5 separate regions of the Homo sapiens genome follow, and all the other regions are linked to region 5. A link is a loop called in an ENCODE intact Hi-C map of the cell type or tissue named here. Cell type or tissue: Calu3. All regions are shown on one strand. Region 1 overlaps LOC101929710 (a long non-coding RNA gene). Region 2 overlaps LOC101929710 (a long non-coding RNA gene). Region 3 overlaps LOC101929710 (a long non-coding RNA gene). Region 4 overlaps LOC101929710 (a long non-coding RNA gene). Region 5 overlaps LOC101929710 (a long non-coding RNA gene).

What was found. A loop is a pair of places that touch in the nucleus more often than their neighbours do. Peaks named below come from ENCODE experiments on the same cell type or tissue, not always from the same donor. Only the 100,000 strongest peaks of a DNase experiment are listed, where the experiment ranks them.
Region 1: a loop joins it to region 5, with 9 times the contacts of the local background. A loop is called at or near these places in 2 of 110 quality-filtered maps.
Region 2: it touches region 5 in a loop (3-fold over the local background); 2 of 110 quality-filtered maps call a loop at or near these places.
Region 3: it touches region 5 in a loop (2.2-fold over the local background); 2 of 110 quality-filtered maps call a loop at or near these places.
Region 4: a loop joins it to region 5, with 7 times the contacts of the local background. A loop is called at or near these places in 2 of 110 quality-filtered maps.

What each region holds. Positions count from the first base shown.
Region 1 is chr5:96,225,496-96,230,495 of GRCh38, reverse strand. The region is part of intron 1 of LOC101929710 (a long non-coding RNA gene); the gene reads right to left. It also overlaps a transcript of CAST not described here. Among named protein-coding and RNA genes, the nearest start is that of MIR583, 150 kb to the right of the region's middle. In Calu3, no CTCF peak of the experiment used is centred here; no DNase peak of the experiment used is centred here.
Region 2 is chr5:96,172,994-96,177,993 of GRCh38, reverse strand. The region is part of intron 1 of LOC101929710 (a long non-coding RNA gene); the gene reads right to left. It also overlaps a transcript of CAST not described here. Among named protein-coding and RNA genes, the nearest start is that of MIR583, 96 kb to the right of the region's middle. In Calu3, a CTCF peak has its summit at 2,647; a DNase peak (open chromatin) is centred at 433.
Region 3 is chr5:96,023,785-96,028,784 of GRCh38, reverse strand. All of the region lies in intron 1 of LOC101929710 (a long non-coding RNA gene), which reads right to left. All of the region lies in intron 2 of LOC105379096 (a long non-coding RNA gene), which reads left to right. It also overlaps a transcript of CAST not described here. Among named protein-coding and RNA genes, the nearest start is that of MIR583, 53 kb to the left of the region's middle. In Calu3, no CTCF peak of the experiment used is centred here; a DNase peak (open chromatin) is centred at 2,214.
Region 4 is chr5:96,252,758-96,257,757 of GRCh38, reverse strand. The region is part of intron 1 of LOC101929710 (a long non-coding RNA gene); the gene reads right to left. It also overlaps a transcript of CAST not described here. Among named protein-coding and RNA genes, the nearest start is that of MIR583, 180 kb to the right of the region's middle. In Calu3, no CTCF peak of the experiment used is centred here; a DNase peak (open chromatin) is centred at 2,607.
Region 5 is chr5:96,091,838-96,096,837 of GRCh38, reverse strand. The region is part of intron 1 of LOC101929710 (a long non-coding RNA gene); the gene reads right to left. It also overlaps a transcript of CAST not described here. Among named protein-coding and RNA genes, the nearest start is that of MIR583, 15 kb to the right of the region's middle. In Calu3, no CTCF peak of the experiment used is centred here; DNase peaks (open chromatin) are centred at 2,577 and 3,337.

The DNA of each region.
Region 1 (5,000 bases), 130 kb before region 5:
TGAGATTTAAAGTGGTATAATCAGAGAGCTATCAAGGGGGAAGTTTCAAGTATTTAATTTTACAGATGATAATTATTAGGATTATGCGGTGGCTTCTGGGCATTAACACTAACCACAGATAAATTGATAAAATTTAAATTGATAAAGAGAAGACAGTGCCAATGAAGACAGTGGACCTAAAAGGACTTACAGAGTAGGTAGGGAACCTGGATTGGAGAGAAGTCAAAGGAAGACTTTGTGCCTCTGCCTAGGGCATCCCTGGGGGACACTCCAATGCAGGTCCAACAGCTTCTGACCATAGGAAAGAAGTCAGAAACCCTAAGTCTCTGTGCTCATACTGCAGGACATCAGCTAGAACCCATTTTCAGGCTCTATAAGAAGTTCTTCCATGTAGGCTTGGTCACTTGTCACCATGAGAATGGACGTCTATCCTTCTCCAAATAGTAGTATGTTTGAGCACAAGAAAGTGTCTGCTTTGTCACTATCCCTGACACCTCTCAGGTTCAATAGCTAAATAACAAAGGTCACTGATAAACAGCTGTCTGCGTCCAGGTGGGAGAAGGACAACAAGGATACTCTTGTTTTATAACAGAAGGAACACGGGGGGAGGATAAAAGAAGAATTTATTGATGGTTTGTCAAAGTAACTTCATCAAATAAACAAATAATTAACTATGATCATAGGGATTTTGAATTTTTTTCAGTTTTCCTCTTCACATTTCTTATATTATGTAAAGAAGAAATGTCTCCTAATTCAGAGAATAGATTACGGGAGTGAAAAACAGGGCACACTGTATTAAAACATTATTCCTTAAAACACAATACAGAATAATCATGCATAATGTTCACTGTCAACAACTTGATGTGTTGAGCTATACATTCACTAAATTTAGAATTCACTCTAACTTAAAAAAGATTGTTCTACAATACAACACTCCTGCAGTACTGTTGTGGCTATCGGGCTCAGGAAGATACCACTGTTTAACATCTGCATCTCTGTGCTTCTCCAAGCTTCATTTTCTTTATGGTGCTGCCACTGCCATGGAAATAGTGTCTTTTTTTTCCAATGGATGCTTTCTAAACTAAGTCATTGTACTGTGAAAGCATTCTGAAAGGCATTGTTGATGGAAAGCAAGTGCAGTCATAACACTGCTGAAGCGTGAAAGGTCATTTGATGGCCTATGGGAAAGCAAAATGTCTTCTAAGGAGAAGGAGCAAAGTATCCTTTGTATCTAGTATCCTTCACATAACTAACTAAAAGTGCTCCTAAAATACGATTTCATTTGTGTTTGTGATACAGTTCATGATTATTCTCTATTCTGTAAAGAAAACTTACAACTTTCTTTTCTATAGAATCTTTGGAAAATCATCCATTCTCACCTGGTAAAATGATTTGATGGGTCCTCTCTCAAAGCCAGGTAATAGATAACATGGATTTTTGAATCTTTTCAACCCTAGAATTCTATGGTCACATAAAATCGTTATTCTAAAGGTAGAGGAAAACCAATCAGATAAGATTTTTATTACACAAAAATAATTGGTAAATCCAGGAAGAGCACATGAATTTTCAGATAATTTTGGTACAGTATGTCATATATTCTGAGATATTATTACCTATATATTTTATTATTACTCTTTAGTTTTGCTAAACATTTGCTTATATTTTTCTATTTTGATATAATTTTACCTACTTGTTCTTAAAAACACCTTTCAGGATAAGAATTTGAGGTTTTGAAATACAGTCAACTTTGTAAGCATGCTGACACATTAAACTCCCTCAATATTAACATGACTCACAATGGTTACCTCTTGTTAAATCAAGGCTTTCAATATGAAAATGAATCATCTAATAATCCTTAACTTGTGAAGCCTTTTCACGCAAAGACAGGCTATAAAATTTATGCGTATTAGCAAAAAGGATTGCAAATGCAGGCACGAATCTAGGGGACAAATACAATTTACTGCAGTACCATACTTAACAGGTTTAATCAAGACAATAACCCATTTATTCATGTAGAGACAAATCTGGTGATAGAACAGGGGCAGATAGTGAGAGGGAAAGATAATAAACAAGAAATTAGAAGAGCTGGATTCCAACTGAGACTATGCTACAGTGTATTTTATAAACTTGGGCAGATTAATCTTTCAGGGTGTATTAATTAGAAATGTACAGAGGTATGAGTAACAGAAAAACTGACTGAAAGCTACAAGTGACCTATGAAATAAAGACAATTAATTGTCTCACACAGAAAGAAATCCAGAGGTAGGATGTTCCAGATTTGGTACAGTGGCTAGCTGAATCGAGCTCTTTCCATCCTCCTACTCTGCTCTCTCTCCATCATTAGTCTTAGTCTTGCCACCTCATAGGTCCAAGATGGCCGCTAAGCTCTAAGCATCACATTCCCATTCAAAAACATGCAGCCATTTCTAGCCTTTGTAATCACAGACACACACATACACATGTGCGTGCACACACACACACACACACACACAGAGAGAGAAAGAGGGAGACTACAAAAAATGTGAAATCGGTGAAGCTGAAAATCATTTTTATCAAGGCACTTTTTATTTTTAACAGTGACAAAATCCACCATACTTGCCCTTACACATTGTTGGCCAAAACTTAGTCGCGTTGCCACCCCTTGTCTGATACACAAGCGAGTGTGGGAAAGTGACTGCAAAGGAAGACACACGAGGGAAAAGGGAGCCTCAAGGCTTTATCTAGAAATTGTGGAAGTTGGGTAAACTGATATCTAAGATAGAGCTCCAGGCTACCATGTAATTTTTGAAAATAAAAAGTAACAAAAAACAAGGAAGCTGACTCTTATTTTACACTTTTAAAGAGACTTCTGTTTTTATTCTAATTTCCCATGATGGCACTTTTTCCCCCTCTCTAAAAACAAAAACAAAACAAACTTCCTCCATCCAGGATTCTGAATTTCTACAGTGAACAGTCTCTCCCCTTCCCTAACTAGAAAAAAACCTGAGCGGTCCAGACATTGAGTCATTCAATTTAACTTTGATGGAGCTGCACCTATTTTTGAGGTTTTGCCATCGTGGTTTAAGAACACTGTCTACAGACACTTTGGAAATTTTTCCCAGCACCTCTCTGAGTTTATGCTGTACTAAATTTAAACTGGAAAATTCAAGATGTAAAAGGCTAAGTAAATAATTCTATTGAAAAAAGCACAAGTGATTATCTTCTTTTAAAAAAATCCAAAGAATTCAAAATGTATTGAATTTGTCCAACTAACATTCCATTTGTGGTATCTCATAACCCCATGTAATATTGCAATGTACTTCTTCTGCTTCATTTTTTACAGAGAATTACACAGCTGCCTCTTATTATTAAAAGCACCCTCCCCCTCACTCTCTGAATAAACTGTGTGTTCTGACATTAAACCAAGACACTACACAAGAAGATCCTGGAAGCCAGGATGCCGCCAGCTTTGTATGCCAGATGTGATTACAGAGCGACAGCGAACAATGCTGCAATCAGCCCATTGGTTAGCTAGAAACCGTGGACACTCAGAAGAGGTTCAGTCTGAATACATAGCCAATAGTGTGTTAAAAACTACCATGCAAAAGTGCTTGTTTTACCAAGATATTCTATGGGAATATTTAGCTGTTACATTGTAAATGCTGTTATTTTGGTTTCTAAAAATGTCATGACAGGAAATGATTCCAGGGAGGAGCGGCCAAGAGGGCTGTTGGGTAGAACAAGTGGGGGAGAAAGTTAAACCTAGAAATCAAGAAGCCAGAAAAGGTGAAAACATGAATTACTATCTGCAATAAAACAGATTCTTAAAATACATTTGATTTTTTTTTAAATCTTTTTTTGAGGCAGGGTCTCACTCTGTCACCCAGGCTGAAGTGCAGTGGTGTGATCTTGGCTCACTGCAACCTCTGCCTCCCAGGCTTGACCGATCCTCCCACCTCAGCCTCCTGAGTAGCTGGGACTACAGGCACGTGCCACCACCCCACCCCTGGCTAATTTTTTGTATTTTTTATAGAGACAGGGTTTTGCCATGTTGCCCAGGCCGGTCTCGAACTCCTGAGCTCAAGCAATCTGCCCACCTCAGCCTCCCAAAGTGTTGGGATTACAGGCATAACCCACCATGCCCAGCCTACATTAGATCTTTTATGCTCCATTTGCCTTCTCCCAGAAGGCTGGTTATGTTTTGAAGAGTTCCTACTGTTCATTGGTACAACGGTTGTAAGGTCCTGGTCCCCTGGCTTTGGACCAATTGCCAGGTGGACATAAACTAAGGGAAGACACCCAGTCTATATGGGGCTAAGAAACCACTCTGCCCCTTCTTGATTCTCTGCAGCTACAACCAATGGGCAGTTAAGACCTTTGGGTAAGAATTTCTGCAGGTTTGGAAATGCTCATATTGACACTATTTTTATTTATCTCCCTGTCTGAGAAGTGCAAGGTGGGGACATATTAGAAGCTGATCAGAGAGTAACTACAGTTATTAGTTACTTATTAGTTATTAGAAGTTTGACCTTCTCAGAGGGACCCAAAGATACATAGTGCAGTAACTGGTGAGCTGTAGAATTTCATAGAAAAAGAGAAAGAAGAAAAAGGAGAAGAAGAATGGTGAGGCGGGGGGCAAGAATTAAATTTCTTTTTCTCCCTGAATAGATTTGTATTATAGAACAGCTCTCTCCAAGAATAAAGTGTTTGGTTTATCCAACTTACTTCTCATAGACAATGTTTATCAATTATGTGTCTATCTTTGAGTAATAATTTGTATTCTTTTACCTCTGTTTCTGTTAGATCTACAAAGACTCAGAAATCACAACAGACTCTCAAGAAAATCATCTCAGATAGAGAAAAATATAGCTATTTACATATACATTAGTAAGGTGGGTATAAGATAACTCATCAGTAAAAACTTTTCAGAAAATTTCCAACATATCTATAATTTTACCTTCACTGCTTTTCAAATAAACCCAATGCCCCCCAACATAAATGAGCTTTTTCCAGTCTTTATT
Region 2 (5,000 bases), 81 kb before region 5:
AGCATTTTCCATCAGATATATTTTATGTCAATTGAGTATTTCTAGCGAAGAGTACAGTTCTTCCTTCAATGTTCTTATTTGTTCAAAATTACAGGAAGATTTCTGAAAGTTGTTAAGAATCAACAGGGGAATCACTAGCTGCAAAACGTCTCCAAACGGACCAGAGTGAGTTGCAGAACCAGAAGCAGCTCGGCTTGCTAAGGAGAAATTGATGTTGTCCTCAGCACTCATTGACTTGTCTGGTTTTCACATGACAAATAAACAGATGAATCAGTTCCTCCTTTTTCTAAGAGATTTTACATGCTTAAGGTCAGAAATTAACCAAAGAAAAACCGGTTTTATAAGTATGAGCTGACTAGATGCCACAGTGATTCATTTCAAAGGTGCTGGCTATTTTCAAACTGCTGAGAGACCTTGCCATTCCCTGAACTTGGGAGGCTTGTTCTAGCACATGCACATATTCAGCTTGCTATATGAGCAAAAGTGAGATCATACGGGTTGATCCTGGCAGAGTCTCTGAAAATGCAGTAATTCATGCTGTCAGTTACTATCAGCAGCAATTTGCTTCTGGATTGGTTCCTGTAAGCACTCATGTGAGCATTCTGCACAAAGGACCAGAGTACAATATTCTCTTGGATTTCAGGGACTTAGTGTGGTTTCAACATATAATCAAAAGTGCCACATAGTTCACCACCTCGCATTTTGTTTTAAAGAGACAGAGGCTTAAAACTGGATTCCTTTCTTTTTTTCCCAAAATAGGAAGTTGGTGGTAATTTGGAATGTATCTTTAGAGCAATCTGTTAGCACTTCAGCAAAATCTACTCCGTTGGTAAAGTGCAGAGTAGATTTTTTAATGAGGGATAATTTCACCATCTCTAAAATTAATAATAATAATCATAATAATAAATTTGCTCAATCACAAAACTAAACTTCTTAGATTCAACTCACATGTGTGACCAACTCTTACTTTAGGGCAAATGCATTAAGACATGAAAAGTTATTTGAATTCTTAAGTATTATAATAGCATATACTCCCAGTTTGGTACAATTTCCAAAAAGTTCTATGACAGAGAAATTTAGATGATGCAGTCCTAAGCTTAAAGGCACATTATTAAAGAATCTCTGCAAAACAATGTAATTCCATTGAGCTCCAAATTATTTAAGAAAGCAGTAGCAGCCTCACTACCAATTTACTGCTCTACTAATTTAATTAACACCATTGAGAACTCATGCGATACAGGGTTATGAAAAGGTCCTTATCAGAAGGGGCTCAGGAAGAAAGAAAAGCCAGTCCTTGTGACTGACAAACTTTTAGTTTAGTTTCACTCAGAAAAGTGAAAGTATGCCAAAATCTCAAGTGGCATTGTCAAAAATATACATATTCTTTGGTGTTAACCTGTGACTTCTCAAGTGTTACCAGTTGAAAAATTGCTTCCATATTGCATCAAACTCAAAAATCCTCAAAAACTTGGCATCTTACCTAAGAATTTCTTAGTTTGCTATCTACCTTGCCCCCTAGAATGTAGACAGAATGAAGGTGGGGACTTCTGTCTGTTCACTGATGTATTCCCAGTGCCTAAAACAGTGCATAGCACATAAGGCACTTCATAAAGTTTTGCTGAATTAATGAATAAAAGTTGTCCTTTTCCTCAGCCTAAAATCTTCAGCAAAGCTTATCTGTAATCAGCTCCTGCTCCTTTCTCTAGACTGCCTTCTCTTTTATCACTTTATCTCTTGAACTATACACTTCAGCCAAATGCAAATTATTGGCAGTTCCCCAAATGTACCACATTCTCTCTCTCTCCGAAGGCCTTTGCACATGTTCCTCTGTGTAGAAGACTTTTCTGTCTTGTCCTCCTATTCCCTGGGCCTGGGAAAATTCTCTTTGTCCTTCAGATCACAGTTTAGAAACCTCTTATTTCAGAAAGCCTTACCTAGCCTCCAAAATAGAGCTAGACGAGCCCTTAGCTCCCTGTAATTTCCGCTATGGTAGCACTTACCCACTTGGACTATTATTGCTGCAAGGAAATAACATTACTAGAGGCGGAATGATGTTTGTGAAATTATACATCAGCAGTTGCACTTCAAACAGGACCTCATAAAGGAATTAACTCTGTACTCTTAGTGCTGGAATAGGAATATTTAAGAAAAATAACCAGGATGTATTAGAAAAGCATCACAAAAGTTTGAGCAAACTAACACATATTTAAACATACTGCTCTATCTCACTGAGTGGAAGCATCACTCTAGTCTAACCACTAAAACAAAAACATGCATGGCATCCATGTGAAACACTAACACACATTGTTCCATAGATAGTTGCTTCATGTCATTCAGGTCACAGCAACAACGTCACGCTTTTAGAAAGGACATCACTGACCAACGTTGTGTAAAGTTACCCCAATTAATTTATAGCCCATTGCCCTGTTTACCATCTAAATTACATGTCTATCTCTTTGAGATGCTCTCAATCATTTATGTGTTTACTAGTTTATTTTCAATTCTCCATACTAAATAATAGTTTCTATAACAGCAGGGATCTTGTTTGTCTTATTTAGTTCTTTATACCTCCAGAGCCTAAATGAGTCCTTGGCATTCAGTAGATACTCGATAATTTTTTTTAATGCATGTGAAACAAGGAACCTCAAAATCAAAGTAATTTCCATCTTGGCCAGTAGGGTACTTTCACTGGCACTGGTTGCCCAGAACTGAAAGTCCCTTGTACTTCATGCAAAATTCACATGTACTAACCGGCCAACTGATGAGTTCTGTCCAATGACAAACTATTATAGTGTAGTACACTGACTTCATTTAATTGCATGTACTATTTTATAAGTAGCTTATATTACATTTTCTTAGTATACTATTAGAATACCAATAATAAAAATAAGAAAAATCTATGTCTTCTAAATTTAAAAACTTCAGTTGCTTTTCTTCTGGATTAGTTTAAAAAATCTGAAGTTAAATATGTTTTCATATATATTAGAAAATCTAGTAAAAAGTATTGTATACCTATTACCTTGATAAAAATTATTAATATCAGTTTGCCTAGATAAATCTGAAATGAATACAAAAAGATTGAGGAGGAAAGCTTTTGATTTCATTAAAGATTGAAAAGAAAACCTTTAAATATATTATTTGCTGAAATGTTAGAATACCACACAAATACTATTTTGGGGACCAATCACACAGAGATTGTACATGGTTAGGCCTCATTAATTCTATGGCAACACTACTATAAAAACACATTTTTACTTATTTTGATTGGTTAGAAAAGACATTAACAAGATTACAAATCATGAGCCAGAAGCTAGAAAGAGAGAGTATACAACTGTATCATTTCTAAAAATTCTTAAAACAAAGTAGAACAAAAAAACAGTGCCAATATTAAACTACTAATTCTAACCAAGGAGGGAAACCTATAAAACTAAAATTGTAATCTGTGTCTGCACATTAAACCTTTATCATCCAACTAGTGGTAGACTTGTCATACAGAGGATTCTGACTGGACTTTCCTTCCCCACATAAGCAAGAGGGCGAACTCCTCCTGTCTGCGGAGGAGTGGAAGAATGATTGCAGCGCCCAGCGCAGGACCTTGTTCACAGCTACTCAACAAATATCTGTCTAATGATTGTTTCATGGACTAATTGTGAAAATTGGAGAATATCCTTCATAGCAGTAACTTGAACTAGAAGTGTGGCCCAAGAAGAATCAGAACTGGAATTCCCTTAATGGAAATGGACCAGACAACCAGAAAGAAGGAAACTGGCAAGTTTGGGCAGCCCAAAGAGGCTCCTGGGAATCTCAACATCTCTTTGCACAGCTTCCTCCATGTTGTGCTTGATAGGAGGACCTTCCTCAGATTCTTTATCTTCATGAAATTAAAAGTGAAAACTCTGGGTTCAAGACTCATGTGTCACTTAACAAGTAGATGACTTAAAAAATAAGTTCAGGCCGGGCGCGGTGGCTCACACCTGTAATCCCAGCACTTCGGAAGTCTAAGGCGGGAGGATCACACGGTCAGGTGATCGAGACCATCCTGGCTAACACGGGAAAACCCCGTGTCTACTAAAAATACAAAAAAATTAGCCGGGCGTGGTGGCGGGCGCCACCTAGTCCCACCTAGTCGGGAGGCTGAGGCAGGAGAATGGTGTGAACCCGTGAGGCGGAGCTTGCAGTGAGCCGAGATGGCGCCACTGCATTCCAGCCTGGGCGACAGAGACTCCGTCTCACAAAAAAAAAAGAAAAAAAAAAGTTCATTTATCTGAGATTCAGATTCCTAAGCTAATATAATGATAAAAATAATACCCCAAACATCAAACAGAATGTTTTATGTTCAAAAGAGGAAGTTATAAGAAAACCTCGATATAATGTAAATTACTACCACATGTACCAAATAGTTACCAATCCTTTAGATACTGTCATAACATCTATCTGTTTATTTACATTTTTCAGAATTTCTGGTATTACTACATGAGGGTATTCCAATTGGGTTACTCTATTATGTATTTTGCTCCAAATGTTAAACTTTCAAGTTTCAATTAAGCTCCTTGTAAGTACCATTATTCTGATGACAGTTCTTTGTGTACTTTTTGCAAATTGTTTACATTATATGTCAGAGTACAAAAATATTTGATAGTTATGAGGACTATACCCCGGACTCTTGCAAAGTCTCACAACTGCAAATAATATGATGGCATAGAGTTCCTGCTCCTTTACATGAAACATTATATCCAATTTAACATCTCACTTTTTCTAGTTCCAGTGCAGTAGATCTTAGTTGCTTTTTGTGGTCACCCAGAATATTTTGAACATCTTTCCCATGTTTGGGGAGTCTCAGCCTTTGTAGTCAAGCCGCCACAAAGCAGAAGTTGGAAATTCACCTTCCCAGCCAGTCGGTATCTATGCCAGAGGTAGGATGTAGATCTAACAATAAGAAATACCCATATGCAACATGGACTTGTAAGAGAATACTGTGGCTTCATTACCAGGAACCACCT
Region 3 (5,000 bases), 68 kb after region 5:
ATATTCATTAACGTCAGCTTTTTTATTATTCTCTCCTAATGGCTCAACATAAATAAATGTTACTTATTTAGCAAGACTTATTTCTGCTACAATCTACTTACACTGAGTAATTTTTGTTTTTTAACAATTTTAGGAATAATTTCTTATCTCATTTCCTCATCTCTTACATTAACAATTTTATTTTGAATGCACCATACTAGAGAATCATCTGTTTCAGTTTTTATCCATCTTAAATTTGGGGTCATTTTTTCACCAAATTTCAAAATTATCTCCATAAATCTTTGATATTTTCCATTAAGTTCTGTAAATACTGTGCTGGTATGTATGCCATGAAATACATCATTAAGCTTGGCTGAATATTGAATATATAATATTCTTTTTTTACCTCCTATGATCTTGTCTGAAAATATTATTCTTTAAAGAATATTATTCCATACAAATTTTGTCAATTATACCGAAATAAACCTGAAAAAAATTATTCCCATGTACTAGTTTGATATTTACTTTTATTTCTTGAATACTATCAATTGTTTGCTATTTATTTCACCCTTTTTCAGTTCTAGTAATTATATCTGTAATTTTTTGTGTTTAAAGGGAATTTCATAAAATTCTAATTGACAATTTAAGTGTTTTCTGTCACAAAACATTCAATGGCTAATAGGAGTTTGTAAAATCTCCTATTTGAAAGAATTTGGAATAAAATATTAAAAGTTCTGCCTTGTTAATGTAATAGAAAATCCTAATCATTCATTTGAATTGGAATGTGTTTTCCTAGCAATATTCTCACATTCTCAGAAGGAGAATATCTCCATTTTCAAGATCATCATCCAGTCAAATGTTCTGGAGGATTTCTTCCCTAATTTTCTGATTTCAAGACCTTTATTTTCTCCATCTTCTAACAGGCAGGTCGCAGTTGCTTTTGTTGTCTGGGTTATGAAGTTGATATAAATTTGAGTCTCTTTTTTATTCTCATGGTTTTAATTAGTAATTAAATCTTCATTTAATAAAGAATATAAAGTTGCAAGGATATTTTGGTCTGACCTGTTTACATTGTAGATTTGATGAGAATAATGTTCTTGTTAATTTCCATTATTTTGAGTAGTTAAATCTTCATTAAATAAGAACTTGTGTGATCTCTTGTTTGCAAATTCTATGACAGTCATGCTCAACAGAAGTTGGCTCATTTACATTGTTTCCACATTGTTATTTTTAATTTAAATGAACTCTCTCTCTTAAAAATTTTATATTTCCTGTTTTTTTCCAATCTTTGATTCTTTCTGAACTCTACTTTTAAATTCTGTATTTCTACCACAATTCTCTATTTCTTCACTGGCCCCCATTTTCAATGATCTAAAAGGTCAAACTTATTAAAATTAATAGGTAAAAAAGCTATAACGAATATCAAATTATAAAGCAAAATTAATAATGCTGAAATCTTTATTTTTATTTTTGAAATTTTATTACAAATTTTTGTAAAAATAAAACTATTTGCATTTCCAGTAATCAATGTCCATCTAGTTGCTGATATTAAGGGTTGATACCACACTTTAAGCATATTATATCAAGACATAGGTAATTGTTGTTTTAGTTTTGTTTTGTTTTTTGACAAGGTGTTATTCCATCATCCAGGCTGTGGAGTACAGTAGCATGATCATAGTTCACCTCAGGCTTCCAAGTAGCTGGGACTACAGGCATGTGCCACCACACCCAGCTAATTTTTTCATTTTTGTGGTTTTTTTAGAGACAGGGTCTCACTATGTTGCTCAGGCTGGTCTCAAACTCTTGGCCTCAAGCAATCCTCCTGCTTCTCAGTCTCCTGAGTTGCTAGAATTATAGGCATGAGCCACTATGCCCAGCAGATGCATACAAATTTAAGAGTAAGAGGAATTGTTTAATATTGCAAAATAGTCTTCAGCCACCATACATAACATTTGCAAATACTAAGCATATCTGGAATAATTCCAGACCATGAATTGATTTATATGAAGAGAAGCAAGAAAATGGATGTTTAGCACTAGTGGGAAATGAAACTTTATTATGTAAATACTTATTGCATTTATACTACCAGAAGAAAGATTTGACAAGTTAATTAATTTATCTTTTCTTTTACCTAAGTGCTTCGCAGTCCAAATCCTCCCTGGACCCTGAAGCATTCTGCTTTTCTCATTTGGGATGTAGCATAAATCTACAATACTTCATGGAGTTCGAGTACAATTGCCTTCTGTTTCCAGGAGGCCAGTTAAAAGATGTGGAAAAGAATTTCCCTGGGGCCTAAGTGTTAGTCACAAGGGTGAAAGCTTCATGACAGAGTGCCTGTGGTTTTTAAATCATTTCCTTTTTATATGTTTTATATATTTTTGATTTGGGGACTCTCTGAAGAAGAGGGCCCAGAGTCTCTGTTTTCCAGATCCAAGTATCGTACTGAGCTCACCTGTCTATTTCCTTCTCCTCTTTATTAGTCCATTGTCTCAGAGCACATCAAAATCACTGTCCCACCATAACCCAGTTTAAGGCCCTATTGATTAATCTACACTTTCAGCCACTCTGATTGACTAACTGATTGATTTAAGACAGGGTCTCACTCTGTCACCCAGGCTAGAGCACAGTAGCACAATCAAGGTTTACTGTAGCCTTGACCTCCCAGGCTGAAGCCCTGAGCAGCTGGGACCACGGGTGCATGCCACCATGCCTGGCTAATTTTTTAATTTATTTTTTGTAGAGACAGGGTCTCACCATATTGCCCAAGCCAGTCTTAAACTCCGGGGCTTAAGCAATCCACTTGTCTTGGCCTCCCAAAGTGCTGGGAATACAGGCATGAGCCACCACACCCTACCTCTATGATTTAGTTAGAATGTGAACAAGAAAAGTTCAGACTCTCACATGTTATAAAACTTTACTTGTGGAGACAGCAGAATCCCCTCGAGTAGGGATGGATAGTCCAACTTTACACATGCTGTTCCCACTGCCTGGGACACTATGCTACTTAACTCTTATTTAGATCTCAGCTCAGTTGTAACTTCACAAAGAAAAGCCTTCCTTGACAGCCCCAGTTAGTTCAAATTCTCTCTGTATTGAGCTTCTTGTCTCTGCAGCTTGTTTTTCTATTTAACAGAACAACAATTTTACCTTTGTTTATGTGATGGGACTGATGTGTGCCTCCCTCCATGGAAAGCAACTGACATGACCATGTCTGAGAGTGTTTGACTCACCATTTTATCCCCAGAGCTTAGCCCATGTTTTGCACATAGAAGATACGCAAGATGTAATTAATTCATTCATGGAACTTGCTACGGACTGATTGTTGTGTCCCCCCCAAATTTATATATTGAAGCCTCATCTCCCATGTGATGGTATTGGGGGTGGAGTCTTTGGGGGATAATTAGGTCATGAAGGTGAAGCTTTCATGAATAAGATTAGTGCCTTTATAAGAAAAGACATGAAAGGACTTGCATCCTCTCCCTGCTTCCCACCAGGTGAGGATAAGAGAAGACGATCATCTGTAAACCAGGAAGTGGTTCATAGAAACCAGAAATAGGATCCCCTGGCACCTAGATCTTGGACTTTCCCGGCCTCCAGAACTGTGAGAAATAAATTTTTGCAGTTTAAACCCCCCTAGCCTACGGTAATTTGTTACAGCAACTTGAACAGACTAAGACAGCAGAAAAGGAGTTTGTTAAATTCGGTCAGTTTGGAGAAATGTGGAAAAGCTTCAGATTAATTACAGTCAAACTCAAATGTTCAAGCACTGGTTTTTGGCCCAATCAGAAATCTTACTGAGACTCAGGAGCAGAAAAACGTGTTAATGTGGTTAGAAATAAATTAACAAAAATATGACCTAGAATATGACATTTAAACATGCCAGAAGGCCTGACCTCTACTTGGAATCAATGAGATTATCCTGGCAAAAAAAGTGTACCATCAAGTTCTGAGAAAGGGAGCGTTGGACACCCTGATTTTGTAGTGTTAGAAACAGGGAAGGAAAAAATATGCACTTCTTTTCTTTTCATATGAAAAGAAGGCTAAAATTGCATTGAAGTCTTTACTTCCCACAAAATAGCATTAATCTGTTTTTATTAAAGTAATATATTAGACACAGAGAGCCTAATTCACTTGTTTTTATCAAGTAATGCAGTAGAAGTAGAGGTCCTAGTAACAGACTATTATCTTGCTTGTAGCTGTAAAAAGCATACTTCAAGCAGTTTTATCTGTTGTGAAAAAAAAAATTGCAGATATTTCTGATAAGATTCTGTGTTAAGTTCTTTGGTACAAACAAAACACTTTTCTTTGTGGTTGAGAGGGGCCAAGGAAGGGATCCTATGGAAGCTTTGTCCAGTCTCTAGGAATTACAAATATCACTGCCACATTGCTTTCTACTTGGCCTCAACCAGGAAGAGAAAGATTATTAAAATTGTTCCGTGATTTTCAAGTGCAGAAAGTTTTAACTTTTTCCCTTTACAAAAGTATCATGTAAATATGTTTTCCTCCCCACCGCTACCTTCTGGATTATTTTTTTAGCCATAGGTAAATAAAAAATAACTGAACTTGCTAAGTGCTCATCTTGACACAATACGAGTAAATTCTTTCTTTAAAATAACAAAATAAACTTTTCTACTATTCTAGAGGAAGAACAAACAGGTGGAGACTGATAAAAAGTCACTTGGGGCAAACACTGCTCAATTTTTCTGTAGTATTTTCAGTTCATGGGGATTACAGTTTTAGTAAATATTTTGCCTCCATTGGATGATGATAACTGTGGTTTTTGTTAGCAAATTCATTTCTTGGCTGAACTTACTCTGAAATAAAGAAAACTCTGTTTACTTTTTAATTTTTTCAGTAATGCATTGTGTGTTGCATATGTTTGGATTTTATTAAGAAAAGACAAGGAAAGTAATTTCCATAGGATTTTATTAACTATCCAGGCCTCTGAAAGTAAAGTTGGAAACAAAAAATTTCATCTATCATGTTGCATGTCTTATTTTTTTTTTTAATTCCTACTCCTC
Region 4 (5,000 bases), 160 kb before region 5:
GACCAAAGGGAAAGCAGTGTTATCACTTAGTTCTGGGGTCAGCAGTTACCAATGAATCAATAAAGAACAATGCATGAAATTGCTGCTGTGCAGAATGTTAGTCAAACGAAGGGTGAGTAGTGGGGTTCTTAGGAGAAGGCTCATGAGAATGTCTTCCCTGGATTTACTATCCCTATCTGGCTTTGAATGGAGTGCAATACCAAACAATCCTTTTAAACAACTGATGTCAACATCAACGTCAATTCAGCAATCTTGCCTTTTATCCTTTCCATCCCAAGATATCCCCACTTTATTTAACAATTCAGTATAATCTAATAGATATATTTAAGCCTCCCAAGTGAAAACATTTCTTTTTTTTCCAACCAAGATGGATGTTTAACCTTGCTAAGATTCCTGCATATTATTTGTAATGCATTTGATCAGAACCCAATAGAGTTACAGAGATCCCTCTACACATGCACACTGGCAATGTTGAGCAAGTTTAAGATGACTCTAGAACTGCTTTGATGTATATTAACAGGAGCCCAGGAACCTTCTAAACTCAGATAAAGATACAAATTAATTTTGCTCTTGCCCCCAGAACTCTCTTCTTCATCAAGACCTGCACCTAAGCACAGGGAGAAACAGCCCAGAGGCAGTAAAGATCCACCCAATTGCTACAGATGTGTTCCTCCCAGCAGCACTGCAGATGCTGCTGCGTTATCTCCTTCCTGCTTCACAATGAATCACAGCGCCATCTGGGCCATCTGTCTTATGAATGCACAAGGGAAAAGAAGACGACGTCATGCAGACCTGCACCATGTCTCATGCATGGAAAAGAGACCATAATCTGCCAGTGTCATCAATTAAATAACCAACAGGTCCTGGATTCCTGGTGCCCCTCCCTGTGCTGGCCCGTTATGATGTGGGTTTCTGCAGAGGGAATACAACATTAGGCTTAGATTAAATAATAACAGGAAAATAATAAAGAGGTTGTATATACTATTATTATATTTATGTATTTTATCATGTATTTATATATAGTCATGTGTCACCTAATGACATTTCGATCAACTGCATATATGACAGTGGTCCCATAAGATTATAATATGATATTTTTACTGTACCTTTTCTATGTTTAGATATGTTTAGGTACACAAATACTTAGCATTGTGTTATAACTGCCTACAGTATTCAGTACAGTAACATGCTGTACAGATTTGTAGCCTAGGAGCAATAGGTTTTATAATATAGCCTACCCACATAGCAGACTATACCATCTAATTTTGTGTAAATACAAAATATGATGTTAGCACAATGACAAAATTGCCTAATGACACATTTCTCAGAATGTATCATCATTAATAAGCAAGGCATAACTGTATATTTATATAGTATATATATATATTACTGTATATTTATATACTGTATATTTATATATTTATATACCGTATATTTATATCACACAAATATACTGTATAAACTGTATATTTATATAGTATATATTACATATTACATATAAACACATAAATACTGTATAAATTATATGTTTATATAATATATATGTAAGTTTATATATAATATGTAATATATACTATGTAAATATAAATATACAGTTCTGCCTTGATTATTGATGGTGATACATTTATATACATAAAAATTCTCCTTAACCATGCTCTGAGAAACAGAGTTCTGAGAGATGAGAATAGATACTGCTTGCTAATGATCTGGAAATGCTACATGCCTTATCCTTTCTCAGTCAGAATGCTCTCTTGCACATTTAAGTCTCTTAGAAATCTTGTTCCAAAAAAGTTTAAACCTATTTAACAGAGGGTCCCAAAGACTTTATTTTGTAGCACACTTAACTGTAAAAGCATAGCACAGAACACCAGATTTGAGGAACGGAACCCTAAAGTAACCTGAATTTCTTTCTTCACAACTCAAGTCTAACTAAAGTACAGCCTTAATTATGGGCTTATATATATTATCCTTGGGAAATGAGCATCAAACTTGTGAGAATCAAGCCACAGTCTCAAAATTAGACCAGGCCCTTTTCTGTAAAGCAGTTACTCAAATTGTAACATGAGTTAAAACTCTAGGTTCCAAAATTTTTCAGACTTCATGACTTCATTCAGGAATCCTAAAAACAACTGTGGTCATCATCCATTAAAAATGCAACTTTCATAGTGTTCCACAGACAAGACAAAAAAAAAGTTATTTGGACTGACCTGGTTTTATTACTGCCCTAACAGTAAATATGTAAATAATTTAAACCAAGCAAACACATACACTAAGCATAATAAAATTCATCGTCATTGCTGCTTTATCAAGGAAAAGAACTCTGAGAAACTTGTCAAATAAATAAATGATCTGTGCCTTTCCTTGTCACTTTTCGTCTTTTCAGCAAGTTTAATAAATAAAATTGATGGTTTTGGGAAGAGTTTTAGGCCAGCTATTCCAATTGTAACATTCCTTTACCTAAATATCAGTTAACCACAACATTCCAAGCTTTGAGGCAAAAGCTGTTTCCTGCATTTATTTTGACACATATCATGAAGCAGCATCGATAAAGTTCAACCCAACAGCCCTGGCTGGAGTTTCTCCTGAAACATGCCTGCTATTTACTTTTTACTTTTCTTTGCCTCCCTTCTTCCCCCTGCCAACCCCCATCCGCTCCAGAATATGAGTCATTAAGCTTATGGTAGGAAAATAAATTATCTTCGTTTTTTAATCATTTGATGCTTGCAACATAAGCTACAAGGAAATGCAACTTTTAATCCACCCAAAGATTTTAAGTAGGATTAAGAATAACTGAAAAGACTTAGACATGAGCAAATATGCCCGACAAAGGAGAATAAAAGTGAGAATAGGCTGTAATACTTTTAGCAATATAAAATTCCAGCTCTGGATACAGATTTAAAAAATAGTGTTTTAATGGGAAATTCTTAAAGACAGAAATTTTTTTAAAACCCTCAATCTTCACCTATTCCAAAATAAAATCAAATATTCCTGATATCAGAAACTCTTCTCCTGTCATACATCAGTCCATGTCTACTTTGTAACTAACATGATAACTCTGGGCAAGATTTCAACCACTGTCCCTGGAGTAAAATTCAAAGCACATTTTAAGAAAATGTACATACATAGCCACCTTTCTCTCTCAAGAGCTAAGTAATAAATTACTCCTGAATATAGGAACCACTTTTTAAAATGTAGACATGGAAGTAGGAATTAAATAAGAAAGGAATATTGCAAAGATAGATACAGATTGCAATAAGCTATTAGAATTAGAATAAGCATTGAGAGAAATAAAAGCTACTTGAAGAAAAGAAAATTAGAAGTCAAAAGAGAAAAGGTATGGAATTTAGTTTCTATTCCTGCTCTTTGTGAATTACTTTAGTCTTTAGATTAAGACCTTTATTGTTTCTGTTTGCATTTTGTTTCTGAAATAAGTAATAACATAAAGTCACTGAAATAATATTCTAAGACATACTAGAAGAAGAAAATATATATGGTAGTTTTGTGCCCTGGAGAAAGTAAGAGGAGTAGGTCAGTATATGAATATTTCCATGAAGCAACTGGGAAGATCATGACATTCTATATATGCTGTCTCCAAGGTTTTGTCTCTCACCCTAAATTAGGTCAGAGATAAATACTTAAAATCCATTAACATTCAAATAAGAACTGAAAATCATATTTAAAAAATAATTAGAGTTCACAGCAACAGTTTACTGTGCTAACCCACCCCATCCCACCCCAATCCCAAGGAATGTCTGTGACTTGCCAAAAGAAAAGTGAATTTCTCTCTTTTTTTTTAACCACTGGGCACACATTCCCTAGCCTCTCCTACAAAATGCTAGAGGTAGATAAAATGACTTTGATAAGGTATGTACCAAAGTAGGCGAAATTTTGTAGGATTCCTTGGAAATAAAATATGCTACATCATATCTCTTGGTTTTACATTTTGGATATTCAAATTATTACATTTCAAATACATTCAACTGGGACAAATGCAATATTTAAAAAATCTTTAATCTCCAAACAATATTTATTTTCCTTCTTTTCCCTTCCTTTGTCAAATTATTAAATAATAATAATAGAATGATGCCAGTAATATTTAGTGTTTATGTACTAGGCACTATGTAGTTGTGCAAACTAGATGAGACAGTCTTCATTACACTTTGTCACACTAGCCAGAATCTCCATTAGATACTGATTTGGAAAATGTGAATAACACAAGCCATTAACTTTGTACAAGCAATTAGCTTAATTTGATTACTTTGCTCTCCAACAGAAGTGAAAATTTCTAGCAAGTCTCAACCTTGGCTGCTCGTTATAACCCAGGGATATTTCAAAAACAATACCAACGCCTGGGTCCCACCCCCAGAGATTTTATGGTTTTGGAATAGCCTATTTTGCAAGCTCCCCAGGTGATCTTAGTATGTGCCAGGTTTGTGCCAAGTTTGATAACCACTGATCCAGACACCCTCTCCCTCCTGTGAAGAGAAACAAATACAAGTCATTTCCTGACTATATCCATATTTTCAGGTTTTAGCCCTGGATAGATTAAACTCCATTGCAATGGACTATGTAAAGAAAGCTAGCAACCACCACAAAATCTACTTTGTGATGAAAAATGAAAATGGTGTGAAAAGAAAGTTTAAAATAAAGAAGACTAAAATGTCTCTACTTTTGGTTATTTTTTTAAAAAAGTATCTGGCCTCTTTAGAACACAGGAGATATGATCCCATTTTCTTAAATAATCCTTTAAATATGACTTGATGTTTTGAAATACACACTTCTTAATAGCCCATATGTGTTTACCAAGTCCGTAACAGCTGGCAAATGATAGGAATTAAACCTTAACTGTCAGACTCCAGTCATTCTGTTACCACTAAATTTTAGTCCACGAAGGAACCAACAAACTCACTTGCTATTTCTCTTCATCCCATTTTATCAATAGTTCAGATCTGCAATGCATGAATCAACCGGGATGAACTTCCTGTATTTTAGAAATCTAG
Region 5 (5,000 bases):
CACTAGTGTGGGGTTGTCACTTCATTTCATGTGATCAAGTACTTTAGGGATCTGCTGGACCCAACCAAAACTAGCCCTTCATTCAGATGGTAGAGGCCATCTGGAGTCAGACACTTCTGCTGCAGACGGTAATGGAAAGGGTCTTAAACTGGGCCTTCAAACAAGAGGATTTGAGAATGATGCAGTCAACTGTGGATATATAGGAAATAGCTTACTAAATGGCTAAATAAAATGGAAACAAGATTGCAGCTATCACACAGAGAGGTTTGGGTAGTGACTAAGAATTCCTCTTCCCTAAAGTAATGACAGTTGTTCAGCAGGAATGGTTAGGCCAATGGCTTTGTTCCCCTCCCTTTCCCTGGGTCTTGTTCTATCACCTTCCTTTGTCCTTTTCTGTGTGGCAGGGATTGAGACAGTGGAGGGCTGATGTTAAAGCTCTGGGACCAGTCTCTCTAAATAAGAATAACAGTTAACTTTTACTAAGCCCTTAGGACTGTAGGGCTTTGTCCTCAATTGTTTACAAGCATTATTTCATTTAATGAACAACTTTAGGTCATTTGAATGACTTGAGCAGCAAAGGAGCCTCTGATGATTTATTCTAAAGATCCAAAGTTTCTTGTCCTTATCTTCCAGTATACATGGAGGTTCCCTGCACAGTAAATGGCAAAAAGCTATTTCTACCTCCTTTTAGGGCAGCTTCAGAGGAAGTTTACTTGAATCACACCTTCCATGATTGAGATTAGGTAAAGGATGAAGTTACTGATAATGAGGTTAGGTCTTTCACTGTGGCCTGAGTACCACATAACCCATTCTGGTATCTTCTTCCATCTGAATAGCTGATGTCTACAAAATCAATTAAACTGGCTATATTTTGGCCAAAACAAAGAGGAATATGGTTACAGAGTTGGATCAACCTTGTCAACAACTGCTTTTTTCTGTTATTTAAATACAATCTAAGTTGCTAAACACTAGAATTAATAATAAGGAAAAGTTGGGCTCTCTTTAAGGATTTTTTTTTAATGTTATGTCTTTTCTGAAGATGTTTTCAGTGGGTCTTTGTCAAGAAGATAGGGACAAGGAAGAAAGAACCAAGGTCTCTTCTGGTCAAGGAATGTGATGATTCTATCATATTCAGATGCAATTTCTTTTTGGTGCCTAGCATATCTTCTTCAAACTTAAAATGAGGAGTATTGTTGATGATTTGCCACAGGTTAAAGTAGAGAATGTATCACCCTTTCATATAATAGGTCTTTTTTTTTTTTTTTTTTTTTTTTTTTTTTTGAAACAGAGTCTCTGTTGCCCAGGCTGGAGTGCAATGGCACAATAATAGCTCACTGCAGCCTGGAACTCTTGAGTGCAAATGATCCTCTTGCCTCAGCCTCCCAAGTAGCTGGGAATACAGGCACCTGGCTAATTGTTTTTTTTTTCTTATAGAAACAGGGGTGTCTCTATGTCACCCAGGCTGGCCTCCAGCGATCCTCTCACCTGGGCCTCCTAAAGTGCTGGGATTATAGGTGAGCCACTACACCTGGCCAGAATTCTACCTTAGAACACTTTTACAAGTGTTCTAAAGACAAGCTGATCAAGAAACCTTAATTGGGGGAGAAAAAACAAAACAGCAAACCACACCAAGTGTGTTTGCAAACCAGCATTTCCTAGAGCCATGTGGCTGCATTTTGGTCAAAATGCTGCATTTGCAAAAATGACTGACACAAGATACAGCCTAAATCCAACCATTTCACCCTTTTCTTGCACAATGACCTTGGCTCTGAGCCAAAGTCCCAAAAAGCAAGAAGAAGTTACCATTCCAGGCAGCTAAATATAGTAAGAGAAATGGAATACTCATTTTTTTCAAGGCAAGCAGGCCATTGTAAGAAGCAAAACAAGAATTTGGGTTTGCTGGATGATTTAAATAACTATAAGGAAGACTTTTGTAGCCTAATTACTTCACAAGAGCTAACAGCCAATGGAGAGTAATATGCAAGCCTCTGTATTGCTTGTTGTAATACACAAGTCCAAACCGTAGAGAACCAATGTCACGTAATTTAAAAATAAAACATGTAAACAAGTTGGCAGGTTTGCTGAGCCTGACTTCTTGCCCAAGCTCTTCACAGTAGAGTGAGGAAAAGTCATGATTTAAAGTCAAACAGCTAGCGTTCAACACCCAGCTCACTTCACCTCTCTCAACTTTTCTCCATATCTTTATCAGTAAAATGGGAATGATAATTCTATCTACCTCATAAGATCACTGAAAGTATTAAATATTTCACTACATAAATGTTTGCTGGCATTAGAAAGACTCGCAGCACAGCTCTCTTCTAAGTGTATCTTATTTTCAGCCTATATCAGGAGAAGGAGATATGGCAGTAATGGAATCAAATGTCCCTTGGACCAGAAAGGAAAAAAAAAAAAAGGTCACCCTACTGTAAAAGATTTGCAGTCCTTTGTGCCCTAGAATCTTCTTAAATTTCATCAGTCTCCTAGTGAGTATTACTGGCTCCCTTAGTCATATATATGAGTTAAACAATTTCTAATGCCACTCTCTCAATGCCAAATCTTTGGAAATTCACTGGGCATAAGGGGTGGATCAACATGACTACATTATTAGTCAGAGAACAAACATTCTAGGTAAGTAATTTGGTTTTCTCCCAAAGATTAAATACGTTTCCACCTGTGGAGACTAATGGGCTCCAGGGATCTTTTTCTGTGTATTTAACAACAAGATAACTAAGTGGCAAAGTCAATAATCAGACAGTAGGTGCAAGTAACCAACTAACTTCCTTACAAATAGTTTTTCCTTGAGGGAAATAAGGCATGCCTTTAAGACAAGGGCTCTGTAATCTGAAACATGAGGACAGGAAGATTGCCAACCAGGAATAGGTTCTAGTAGAGCAATCAGCTCAAACTCTAATCTTTGCAGGGAATGGAGTTCAGGACACAAACTTCTTTGAGCTTGGTCAGCCAGGCAAAAAGCCTAGGACTTTGAATAGTTTCTTCTCTCAATCTACCAAATCTAAACAATTACCCTAGTGATTTTCCCTTTGAAATATATTCATAGTTTCTTCTTCTTTTCTATCTGTACTTATCTCTCTCATTTTACCATCTCCTGCCTAGATACCCATGGGCCTCATAAGTAGTTTTCCAGACCCTTCAAACCCATACTGCCAAACACTGTCCAAGTGACAGTATCAAACAGGCCTCTGTTAAGATACGCTGTAGCTCAAAATGCAAGGTGCAGCTCCCTGTGGTCTCTAAGTCTGACCTCTTTTATCACACTTCTAAGGTCCTGCATAATCTTACAGCACCCTACCAGCTGGGCTTATTTTCCAGTCAGACTGGCTTCCTCGCCAGGCACCCATGAACACGCAAGACATGCTCCACCCTGCCCATTGTCCCTTCACTACTTAACAGCTGCTGCTGGCTCTTAGTGGAATGCCCTGCTTCTCCAAATGCACACAAAGCCATACTCATTCTTCAGGACCTAGATTTAACCTTTTCTTCCTCCTGCACTGCTCAATAAACATTTTCTCTGTACCATGTACTGTATCACTTAACAAAACAGCTGTATATTGTTCACCTGTTTCATATATGCCCTAGACTTGTCTCCATAACTAAATAAAGAATTGGGTCACCGAATGCTGATCCTCATGCCAAATATGATCCCAAACACATCTAGTTTGGTCCCTCATTTTTTTTATTTTAATTTGAGAAATGTAACACAACCCCCAGCACTGCCTATAGAATTTTCTCAATGATATCAATCTTCACACATCAATCTTTAAATTTTTTAAATTAAGAATAACAATATCTGAATATGTGTCAATAAAACCTCTAAATCTTGACTGTAGGAGAAAAGGCATTGGGTGAATTGGAAAAATCGCCGAACAATGATTAAGGAGATCTGGATTCTAGGCCCCACTCTGCCGCTAAATAGCTCTGTGATCCTAGTTAAGCTACACGGTGTCTCTCCAAAATGAAGGGGTTGGACTGGGTGACACTATGGTCTCTTTCAGCTCTTTCTATGATTCTAAAGCTGCCAATGTGGCATTAGAGCCTGGTTTGATCATGTCTGAAAAGTAGAATTTAAGAGGTTTTTCTTCCGGAAATAGAAAAGCTTCAGGGTCTTCCCTTTATAATCACAATATTAGTTAGGAAAGTTGGCCTCAAATTATTCCCCTTTATGAGATAGTATGTTATAGTAATCTTCTAGGTCAAATACAAAAGAGACAATGGGTTAATTTTCACTCTTTGAAAGTTATCATGTATATTTTAAACCAACTCAGTAATGGCCCATCTTAAATTTGGGTGTCATGAAGCTACACGATGAAGCTACATGAAAACCTAAGCCTAACTCAAGTTTGGAAGGGGAAGAGTTGAGGATGTATATTGAATGCCATGTTAGAGACCCAAGAGAATTTTATACATAAATCCTGAAAGAGCAAATGTTTTTCCTGCTTTCTAGTCAAATGTATATTTTAAGCAGTAAGAAATACTAACAAAATCTGCCATAAATTCCTGAGAATTTTTTTATTTCTTTTTATTTTCCAGTGGTCTTGAGGATAAGAGCATCGCTTTGAAAGAATAAAAAACAGAAAGCAAGTTATAATAAGGTACCTGTGAAAGATAATTTATAAAGCAATACATATATGCAGGAGAGTTTTCTAAGGGAGAGGAGTAGACAAGAAGGAAATGATGTCAAAGGGGTGTCTTCAAAGGATGTCAGTCAAATGAGAATGGTAAGTGTGTCACAAAATTAGTCACAGTGTGATTCTGCTTTGGGGATTTCATTCATTCATTCATCACTCATTTATTCATCAAGTGCTTAGGTCATGTGCTGGGCACTTAGGTTATGATAAAGGGAAAGACCTTCCCTGCAAGAACTCACCATCAAATGGAGACAGCCAAGGTCTGATTTGGTACTAACCCTGACTGAGTGCTCACTGTGTGCCAGGTACTAAGCACACCAACCCCACGAGGCAGGTGCCATTGTTATTCCTGTA